Regions from separate parts of the Homo sapiens genome. Here region 1 is linked to region 2. A link is a contact called in ENCODE Hi-C or POLR2A ChIA-PET data. All regions are on one chromosome and are shown on one strand. The core of a region is the stretch at or near the end of the contact, and the rest is flanking DNA. Distances in the headings are between cores, read along the strand shown.

Region 1 (4,655 bases), core at 988-3,487, 78 kb before region 2:
CCCCCCGCCGTCCTACCCACTGTATTTCAAGCTGCTTCCCTCCACAGCGTCCCCTCCTGTCACTCGGGGCGGAGGGAGCTCTCCTTCCTGGATGCCAGGCTTTTCCACTGTGCCCGCTCCGGCCTGGGTGGCGCCCCCAGCCCTGAGACCTCCAGGGTGTGAGGGCAGTGCGCAGAGAGTGGAGGCATGAAGGACCCTGGGGCACGGGGTCCCCGGGCTGCTGAGGAGTCTGAGCAGCCAGCACATGGCACCATGAGCCTTCCGCTGGCAAGGGGGAGAGCGGAGCACGCTGCCTGCCCGCAGACAGGCAGGCACCACTGACAGGGCCATGGGAAGCGGCAGCAGCTGCCCCTCGCTCATTTTTCTCGCAGCAAAACAGACACCCCAGTGAGCGTCACTGCCACGTAACTGAGAGCTCACGTTCCTTCATCTCCAAAGTAACTGCAGAGTTAGAAACCATAGCGCTCCCGCGAGGTTCTCTCTAAAGAAGGAACAGAAGACGCGGGGGCTGAGAGCCAGCCTGGTGGCCAAGGGGTTCCCGTACGGACAGCGGGAAAGCCTGGCAGCAGGTGAGGACCTGGCTCAGCATGGGCATAGGTGGCCGTGGGGCCAGAGTGCTTGGAGGAAGGGGCAGAGCCCAGGGCACTGGAAATGCCAGAGGACAGCAGAGATGTGCTTGACCTCAGCCTGGCACCGTGCAACTTGCTGAGGCCTAAGGCGTGGGGCGGCATTTGCACCATGTGGCTTGCTGAGGCCCAAGGCATGGGACGTCACTGGCACTGTGCGGCTTGGTGAGGCCCAAGGTGTGGGGTGGCTTGGCACCGTGTGGCTTGGTGAGTCCTGAGGCTTGGGTCGGCGTTGGCACCGTGTGGCTTGGTGAGGCCCAAGGCGTGGGGCGGCGTGGCACTGTGCAGCTTGGTGAGGCCTGAGGCGTGGGGCCGTCTGGCACTCTGCAGCTTGCTGAGGCCTGAGGTGGGGGGCCATCTGGCACTGTGCAGCTTGCTGAGGCCTGAGGCGTGGGGCCATCTGGCACTGTGCAGCTTGCTGAGGCCTGAGGTGGGGGGCCGCGTGGCACCGTGCAGCTTGGTGAGGCCTGAGGTAGGGGGCGCTTTTGCCCTGGGTTTCTCACCTGCCCTAGGGCCTGTGCAGATGGGACCAGCAGGAGCCAGGGTTGAGGCAGACACTGCCCTGGCTGACTGGCAGGACCTTCCTGACTGCTCCAACGGACTCCACAGCCAGCCCCAAGCAGTGACCACGTACAGCCTGCAGGGACCGGAGTGAGGCCTGCATTTTGAGGGCGTCCTGTCCACACATTAGGGACGTGTGTGAGCTCTGGAGGCCCCTTCCAGCAGGATCTGTGGCACGGTGCTGTGCCATCTTTGCTCTTAACTGTCTTGGCAATGACTTCCATTCAGAAGCCTCTGCTTCTCTAAACATTGCAAAATGAGGGAGGCATTAAAACATCACGCAGAAGGTCATGTTCGAGAGAGGAGCAGCTCAGATTCCCTGCCCAGGGCTCTGCGCTCTGCCCTGGAGGGGAGGAAAGACCAGAATGAAGGGGGAGGAGGGATGCAGAGCTGCCCTGGGAGGAGCATAGCCCAGAATGGCATGACCGAGGTGGGCTTGAGCACCAGGCACAGCTGCACGTGTAGTTGTGGTGAGGGTGAGTGACCAAGGTTCCTGGGAGCTGGGAATAAGCAGACGCACCCCTGACCTGTCCTCTCGCCCTCAGCCCTGGCCTCTCAGCCTTCCTTCCTCGCAGCTCCAGGCACACAGCCCTGTGCCACACACCATGGCAGGGGCTCTGTGCAGCAGCCGTGCCCCACAAGCCACTCTGCAGCCTCCAAGTCCCCAGGGTGCATGGCTCACCACAAGGGCACCCACAGACCCACCGCCCTGCCAGGAAGGAGGCACTCCTGCCCGAGCCTTCCTGTCTGAGCCACGCTCCCGCCTGCCCCAAGAAAGCTGTTTGGAGCTGGCGTTCACTGCTTGGGTGTTATACGGGTTCCTGGGGTGCTGCCTGTGTGCGTGGCTCTGCGTGGCTCTGCGTGGCTGTGCGTGGTAGCAGCTGACTTTTAAAGGTGTCGGTGAGAACGTGGTTCAGCTGGGTCCTGGCCGAGCAGGGGGTGAAGCCCGGGAGCTCTGTCCTCCACCTGTATTCAGGCAGGGTCTTACGTGCCCGTTTGATGTGTGGCGGGGCATGCGTGGTGACGGAGCCACGTGGAGCCACCGGAGAGAGGGGTGGGGCTCCCCCTCAGCTAGCGCCAGGCTCTGGCTCGCCTGCCTCGAGATTCAATCACACGGTCATCTGTTCCCAAGCCACCTTGTTTCAGATGCCTGACAGAACGCACGAAATACAGAGAGATGACGTAAATATCCAAAACGAGACGAAGTGAGGAGGAGAAATTGAGACCCCCTCTGGACATGGCATGTGAGGTGGACCTCAGGCCTCCCTGGTCCCCCGAGCTCCTCACAGGGAAAGAGCACCCCTGATCCGTAATGAAAGTCCCACTCACCACAGGCCACAGGACACCCCTGGCAGGGGCACGGGAGGGCCTGAACCTGGATGAAGTCGAGACCGGGCTCCTCTGCCCTGGGTCCAGCCCTCTTTGCCCTGACCAGAGTTCAGGATGTCCGGGGCGCGTCCCCTGTCCCTCAGGCAGGCTCCTGGTGATGTTTGCGAGTGACGAGCGCTGGATGATTTTGACTCCATGTGCCCCATGGGGCAGGGCCTCAGGGCACAGAGCCGTCCGGAGACATCCACGCGGGCCTCAGCGACATCCGGAAACCCCGAGGGTGGCCTGGTGTGCGTGAGGAGGCACGCGGTGTGGCGTTGTCTTCCCTGGCCTGCGTGAGGAGGCACGCGGTGTGACGTTGTCTTCCCTGGCTTGCCCCACCCCGACCCTAGACTGGTTCTCGGGATGGAATTGTGAGCAAACCAGCACCCAGCCTCACAGCACAGACGGTCGCAGCCCATCATACGTGCTGGGTGATTTTACAAGGAACACTGGCCAAGGCAGGAAGGAAGACGCTAGGAGCTGGCTGGACTCAGTGGGGTGGCCAGGCTAGAGCTGCTGCCCCCAGCCAGGGCTGACTCCCAGGCCTGCCTAGGTCACACGGCAGGATTTTGCAGAAAGGTTCATAGGCTAGCTTGATGTGCAGTGGTGGCAGGTAGCAGCCCCTCACCCGATTGGGGACATGGGTGCACGTGAGTGGGGGCAGCGAATGTTGCTGTGGACAGAGGGGCCACCCCGTGGGAGAGCAGCACGTGGGCTTGGAGAGGTGGGCACCAGTGCAGATGGACGTCGGTGAAGGAGAAGGCGAGAGAGGCAGGAGGAAGACACCAGCACGGCCAAGGGAGACTCTGGGCGCGTCCCCGTGTTGGGGCCTTGGGGGATGTGGTGGCTGCACTCCAGCCTGGGTGACAGAGCAAGACTCTGTCTTAAAATAAATTTTAAAATTAAAGAAAAGTTACCCGTTGAGCCTGTTCCTTTTCCTGAGCTGAGTCCCGTTTACAAGGAGCTTCCGTGACGCTTCCCTTGTGTGGACAAACCTTCGCTGCTCAGGTTCACTGAGGGTCAGCCACCTGCAGATGCCATACAAGTTGCAGGAGGATGTTGTAAATATTGTCCAAGGGGCTGACCAGGGCTCAGGGAGGAGCAGTGGACGCAGGCAGGTGAGCAGGAGGCAGTCCAGGGGGCTCTGTGAGGGGCCTCGTGTGTCCTGCTGGCCTGAGGTGAGCAGGCCTAAGCAAGTGGACAGCCGGGCGCCTGGGACGGATGCATAGGTCGTGCCAGAGGCTACACGCGGCCCTGTGACTGGAGGAACGCAAGAGGTAGCAACAGGGAGGGGCGCCAAGGCTTCCAGCTGCCCTGAGATTGGGCTGCCTGGGCCACCTGTGGGTGTTGGTGGCAGCAGTTAGGAGGCCTGGAGGTGCAGAGCTGCGGCCAAGGGCCGGCTGGGAACTCCCTCCCCCGGGGGTGCTCTGTGGGCTGGACGCCAGTGATGGTCCCAAAGCACATGAGCGCCCGGCCCCACCTCCAGGGGCCTAAAGCCGCTGCCCCCGCGAGAGGTTCAGCACAGTAACGGGGCTGCGGCTCCTTCTTCAGCAGAGCAGGCAGAGTCTGGAAGAAGGGCGCCTGGCCGGAGTCACGCGGAGACCCAAGCCTCGGGCTTCCCATAAGACACCGAGTTCTGAGAGCCGGTGGAAGCTTTGAAGTTATTCATAGGCTTTGATCTTTTTAAAAGACGGCTGTTGGTCCCTGCTGGTGAAGGATGCGAGAGGAAGTGCGCAGTCCAGGCTGTGCGGTGCAGCCGAGGGCCTTTGAGTGGACAAGGGGGTTGAATTCCCTCGTGGGACCTTGTCCAAGCCACATGCCTTCTGCAAAGCCTCAGTTTCTTTGCCTGTGAAGTGGGGATGACATTCCCCGCTGAGGGTTCTGAGCGCGGCAGGTTGGGGATGGAGCTGTGTGGTTGAGGCACACGTGATGTGTGTTACCCCAGTACTCCGGGACTCCCTCGGAAGCCTGGAGCAGAGGCACTGCCTCAGAGACCAGCATTATCTTCAGAGCAGAAGGAGCGTCCAACCCCGAGTCTGTGAGGCTCTGCAGCAGAGACTTGGGGTGTCTGCGAGTCAAAACCTTGCTGACAGTTTC
Region 2 (5,111 bases), core at 1,819-4,318:
GGAGTCTTACTATGTTGCCCAGGCTGATCACAAACTCCTGGCCTCAAGCAGTCCTTCTGCCTCTGCCTCCCAGAGTGCTGGGATTATAGCTGTCAGCCATTGCGCCCGGCCCAGCTTCATTTTTGCATGTGGAAATCCAGTTGTACCAGCACCATTTGTTGAAAACACTACCTTTCTCTGTTGAAATGTTTTGACACTGTTGTGGGAAATCAATTGATCGTACATGTTTTGGATTTCTTTCTGGACTCTCTCAATTCTCTTCCATTCTTTTGTGGCCATCTTCATGCCAGTACCATGCCTGGTTTTTTTTTTTTTTTTTTTTTTGGCTTTTTTTTAAGAGTTGGGGTCTCACTGTGTTGCCCAGGCTGGGTGGATCACTTGAGGCCAAGAGTTTGAGACCAGCCTGGCCAACATGGTGAAACCCCGTCTCTACTAAAGATACAAAAATTAGCCAGGCGTGGTGGTGCACACCTGTAATCCCAGCTACTTGGGAGGCTGAGGCAGGAGAATGGCTTTAACCTGGAAGGCGGAGGTTGCAGTGAGTTGAGATCGCGTCACTGCACTCTAGCCTGGGCAAAAAGAGTGACTGTATCTCAAAAAAAAAAAAAAAAAAAAAAAAAAAAAGACAGATGAGGGTTTTACTCTGTTGCCCAGGCTGGTCTTGAACTCCTGGCTTCAGTTGATCCTCTTGCCTCTGCCTCCCAGAGTGCTGGGATTACAGGTGTGAGCCACCGCACCCGGCCTCATGGATTGATTTTTGGATGTTAAACTAACTTGTATTCCTAGGCTGAATTCACCTTGCTCCTGGCATTGCTGGAATCACTTTGCTTGTGTCTTACCAAAGATCTTTGCATCCGTGGTTGTAGGGGTGTTGGTCTGTAGTTCTCTTTTTTTTTTTTTTCTTTGAGACGGAGTCTTGCTCTGTCACCCAGGCTGGAGTGCAACGGCGCAATCTCGGCTCACTGCAACCTCTGCATCCCGGGTTCAAGCGATTCTCCTGCCTCAGCCTCCTGAGTAGCTGGGATTACAGGCGCCCACCACCACGCCCAGCTAATTTTTGTATTTTTAGTAGCGACAGGGTTTCATCTTGTTGTCCAGGCTGGTCTCGAACTCCTGACCGCAGCTGGTCCACTTGCCTCGGCCTCCCAAAGTGCTGGGATTGTAGGTGTCAGCCACCGCGCCCCATGTGCAGTTCTCTTGCTGTGTCCTTGTCCTTGGTGTCGGGATGATAATGGCCTCGTGTGTGAGCTGAGAGGGGCCTCTCTCCTTGTGGCCTTGTCAACTGTGCTTCTCTCTTTGCCTTTTTCTGCCACAGGATATGGACCCTCCACATCCCTTCCCCAAGGAGATCCCACACAACGAGAAGCTCCTGTCCCTCAAGTATGAGGTGGGCGTCCTTCTGTCCCCCTGACCCTGAGACCCGGCCTCTGCCCCCTGCCAGCCCACTCCCGGTCCCCTGTGCCCGCACCCAGAGCGTGGGTTCGGTGCTGAGTGCTGCCCTTGCTGTCCCGGCCTGCAGAGCTTGGACTATGACAACAGTGAGAACCAGCTGTTCCTGGAGGAGGAGCGGCGGATCAATCACACGGTGAGCTGGACGCCGCTCCCTGCAGGGCCCCACGGTGCGGGGCCTGGTGCCGGCCGGGCCTGGGGCTGCTCTTCTGCCGGGGTGAGGTGACGCACCTCCTCCCTCCTCCTCTGACTCCGCCTCTGAGGCCTGTGGTTCGTCTGGTTTCTAGAGACAGTGGGAGGGTCACGGTCACCGTAACCAAGAAGGCTGCTCTTACGGCCGCCAGATGCGGTGCCCAGCATAACAACCGCTGGCTGTGAAGTTGTTGGGAATTCACCCACCTCCCCGAGTCACCCTCGGGCCCCGGGTGCGCCTCAGATGTTGGCCAGAAACTGTCCTTTGTGGGACTCAGCGCACCGTGCACACTGGGCCCTTCATAATCCCGGGGCCTGCAGGCGGTCTGGGCGGTCCTGCTGCTGCCAGAGTGACTGCGCCAGGGCCCTGCCTGACCCTCGCCCTGACCGCGCCCTGCAGGCCTTCCGGACGGTGGAGATCAAGCGCTGGGTCATCTGCGCCCTCATTGGGATCCTCACGGGCCTCGTGGCCTGCTTCATTGACATCGTGGTGGAAAACCTGGCTGGCCTCAAGTACAGGGTCATCAAGGGCAGTATCCTTCCCAGTGCGGCCGCTGCAGCTTGGGAGGGGGGCGTGGCCTGGGCCGAGTCCCGGGCAGAAGTCCTGAGCCCAGCGTGTTCCAGTGCAGGTGGAGGCGGCCCGGCCAGGCTGGCTGTGTCCCTGTCATGGTTGGGCCGTGAGACGTCTCTGGGATGTCCAGTGAACATCATGGCTCCACCCAGCAGGGTGGCATCTGCCAGGCTGGTCTGTGGGGCAGGGCTGAGGTCTGGGCTGGGTGGTCATGACGGGGAAGCAGCCAGCCCTCCTTGATGAGCCCCAGATATCGACAAGTTCACAGAGAAGGGCGGACTGTCCTTCTCCCTGTTGCTGTGGGCCACGCTGAACGCCGCCTTCGTGCTCGTGGGCTCTGTGATTGTGGCTTTCATAGAGGTGGGTGGCAGGATGCCGCAGCTATGGCGGACCCCATGAAGGATTGGGGGTCTTGGTGAATGGGCGGGAACCCCTGCAGCTCACCCACCCCCACCATCACATTGGCTGACAACCCGGGCACTTTTAGAATCACGTGGTCCAGACTCACAACCTCAGGAGGAGCAGACACACCAGGGCCTCTTCACCCCCAGAGCCCTGGGGTGCTGCTCCTGACCTACCAGCACAGGCCTGGGCACCCTCACCCCACTCCGCCCCTCCTTCCATCTCCTCACTCTGCCCTCCCCTCCTTCCATCTCCACCTCCGCCTCCACCACGTCCTTGATCTGTGTCTGGGCTGGGAAGAGTGAGAGCAGCTACCCCAACGACATGAGACCCTTCCCTGGGGCCCCAACGTGTGTGCTGCTCTTCCCTTCCCTGAGGCCCCGACGTGTGTGCTGAGCTCCCCTTCCCTGGGGCCCCGAAGTGTGTGCTGCTCTCCCCTTCCCTGAGGCCCCGACGTGTGTGCTGCTCTCCCCTTCCCTGAGGCCCCGACATGTGTGCTGAGCTCCCCTTCCCTGGGGCCCCGACGTGTGTGCTGAGCTCCCCTTCCCTGAGGCCCCGACGTGTGTGCCGCTCTCCCCTTCCCTGGGGCCCCGAAGTGTGTGCTGAGCTCCCCTTCCCTGGGGCCCCGAAGTGTGTGCTGAGCTCCCCTTCCCTGAGGCCCCGACATGTGTGCTGAGCTCCCCTTCCCTGAGGCCCCGACGTGTGTGCCGCTCTCCCCTTCCCTGGGGCCCCGAAGTGTGTGCTGAGCTCCCCTTCCCTGGGGCCCCGAAGTGTGTGCTGAGCTCCCCTTCCCTGAGGCCCCGACATGTGTGCTGCTCTCCCCTTCCCTGGGGCCCCGAAGTGTGTGCTGAGCTCCCCTTCCCTGAGGCCCCGACATGTGTGCTGCTCTCCCCTTCCCTGAGGCCCCGACGCGTGTGCTGCTCTCCCCTTCCCTGATGCCCCGACGTGTGTGCTGAGCTCCCCTTCCCTGGGGCCCCGACGTGTGCGCTGCTCTCCCCTTCCCTGGGGCCCTGACGTGTGTGCTGCTCTTCCCTTCCCTGGGGCCCCGACGTTTGTGTGCTGAGCTCCCCTTCCCTGAGGCCCCGACGTGTCTGCTGCTCTCCTCAGCTCCTGGGGCTCCTGGGGCTGAGGGGCTGCATCTGTCTCAGCCTGGCCGTGACCCACTCAGCCGTGCTTCCCCTCTTTCAGCCGGTGGCTGCTGGCAGCGGAATCCCCCAGATCAAGTGCTTCCTCAACGGGGTGAAGATCCCCCACGTGGTGCGGCTCAAGGTGAGGGTGCGGTGGCCCTGGCTGGGCAGGGTGGGCGCCCGCTCTTTGCTGGTTCAGGAGCAGCTCTCTTGGCTGCCTGCCTTCCAGAACTGGCCTCAGCCACCCTGTGTACTGGTGGCACTGTGTGCAGATGGGCTGGCTGGGTGTGAAGGGGTCACCTTTTTTTCTGAAAGTGGTAACAACTGGTATTTGCACATATTAAATTACGTAAGAAATGAGTAGTCATACAGAAATGCTTGCGTGGTGCATGTGTGACACAGCTGTGCGACGCGTCTGTGACTGTGGGCTGCGTGGTGGTGACTGATTCACCGTGGAAGCTGTCGTGGTAGTGGGCGTGTAGCAGTTTCCCGCTTTCAGTTTGCCTCATGGTCATTTACACTTGGTGTTATCAGAGCATCTGGTTCTGGAGGTGCTGGGAGTCCTGACCCAGTTCCGCTGTGGTTGCTTCTGTCTGTGCCGCCATCGTTCCTTAGCCTGAGACTTGCCGCAGCCCCGTCCCGTCTGAGGATGGGTGGGCAGCATGGCCGCTGCCCCCTGGGGGTGCTTCCGGGGCCTGGTCCCCGTGGCCAAGGAGCGGGACCAGTGTGTCCCCTCTGGCGAAAGCTCCCAGGTGACCTTGGGGTGCCCCTGCCCTGTGGTGGGAGATCAGGTTTACTGGAGCAGCTGGGAATGGCGACCCGCCTGTCACCCGCGCCAGGCTGGCCTGAACCTTCTTGGATGTTGCTCTATAACTTTTGTTGGCTGAGGGTTGAGTTTGCTCGGCATCTTTAACATACAGTCCTCCCCCACACACTCAGCGCCCTTGTGTTTAGGGTCTGCGCCCTTGTGGGTTCTGCCCTGGGGCAGGGAGGCTGATAAACACCTTACACACCTTCTCAGGTGGAGAGGATGAGGCCCCTGGGGGCGGGGAGCAGCCGAAGGGAGAGGGGGCATCGTGGAGCCGCAGGTGACCAGCCTTCCAGTGCCAGGGGTGTATGAGGAGCCTTGCTAGGCGGGGCTAGCGGGAACACCTCCCCTGTGCTGGCCACGCTGGCGGAGGCAGGTGTGCCTGTAGGATGCGGTGGGCGGCCCAGCTTTGCCTCAGGAAGGAAGGAAACGAAAGAACCCCTTGCCTGCTCAGTGCTGAGGCCACAGAGGGCAGGTCCCCCGAGTGAGTGCGGGGGACGCTTGGCTGCTGTTTAGCTCCACTGTGGCCATGGGGAGACCCAGCCTGGGGGTGCTGGCCCCC

The links. Hi-C counts contacts between places; a loop is a spot of excess contacts on that map. ChIA-PET counts read pairs that join two places held with the same protein, here RNA polymerase II (POLR2A). Pooled maps may share reads with other maps.
Region 1: a loop to region 2 is called in a pooled map, with 2.2 times the contacts of the local background. The contact joins two enhancer-like sites. A Hi-C loop is called at or near these places in 1 of 168 maps with a recorded cell type or tissue (heart left ventricle), 1 of 37 single-sample maps with no recorded cell type and 2 of 50 pooled maps. POLR2A ChIA-PET finds 5 or more read pairs at or near these places in 2 of 52 experiments (AG04450 and activated CD4-positive, alpha-beta T cell).

The regions. Positions count from the first base shown.
Region 1 is chr16:1,535,418-1,540,072 of GRCh38, reverse strand. The region is part of intron 19 of IFT140 (intraflagellar transport 140); the gene reads left to right. The region is part of intron 1 of TMEM204 (transmembrane protein 204); the gene reads right to left. Among named protein-coding and RNA genes, the nearest start is that of TMEM204, 4.1 kb to the right of the region's middle. Within about 2 kb of position 2,237, at least 9 of the 41 ENCODE cell types and tissues checked have a DNase peak (open chromatin) inside an H3K27ac peak, as active enhancers do.
Region 2 is chr16:1,457,879-1,462,989 of GRCh38, reverse strand. CLCN7 (chloride voltage-gated channel 7) reads left to right here. Exons shown (of 25, transcript NM_001287.6): 3 at 1,316-1,387; 4 at 1,520-1,585; 5 at 2,042-2,174; 6 at 2,463-2,572; 7 at 3,803-3,883. Among named protein-coding and RNA genes, the nearest start is that of CLCN7, 15 kb to the left of the region's middle. Within about 2 kb of position 3,068, at least 3 of the 41 ENCODE cell types and tissues checked have a DNase peak (open chromatin) inside an H3K27ac peak, as active enhancers do.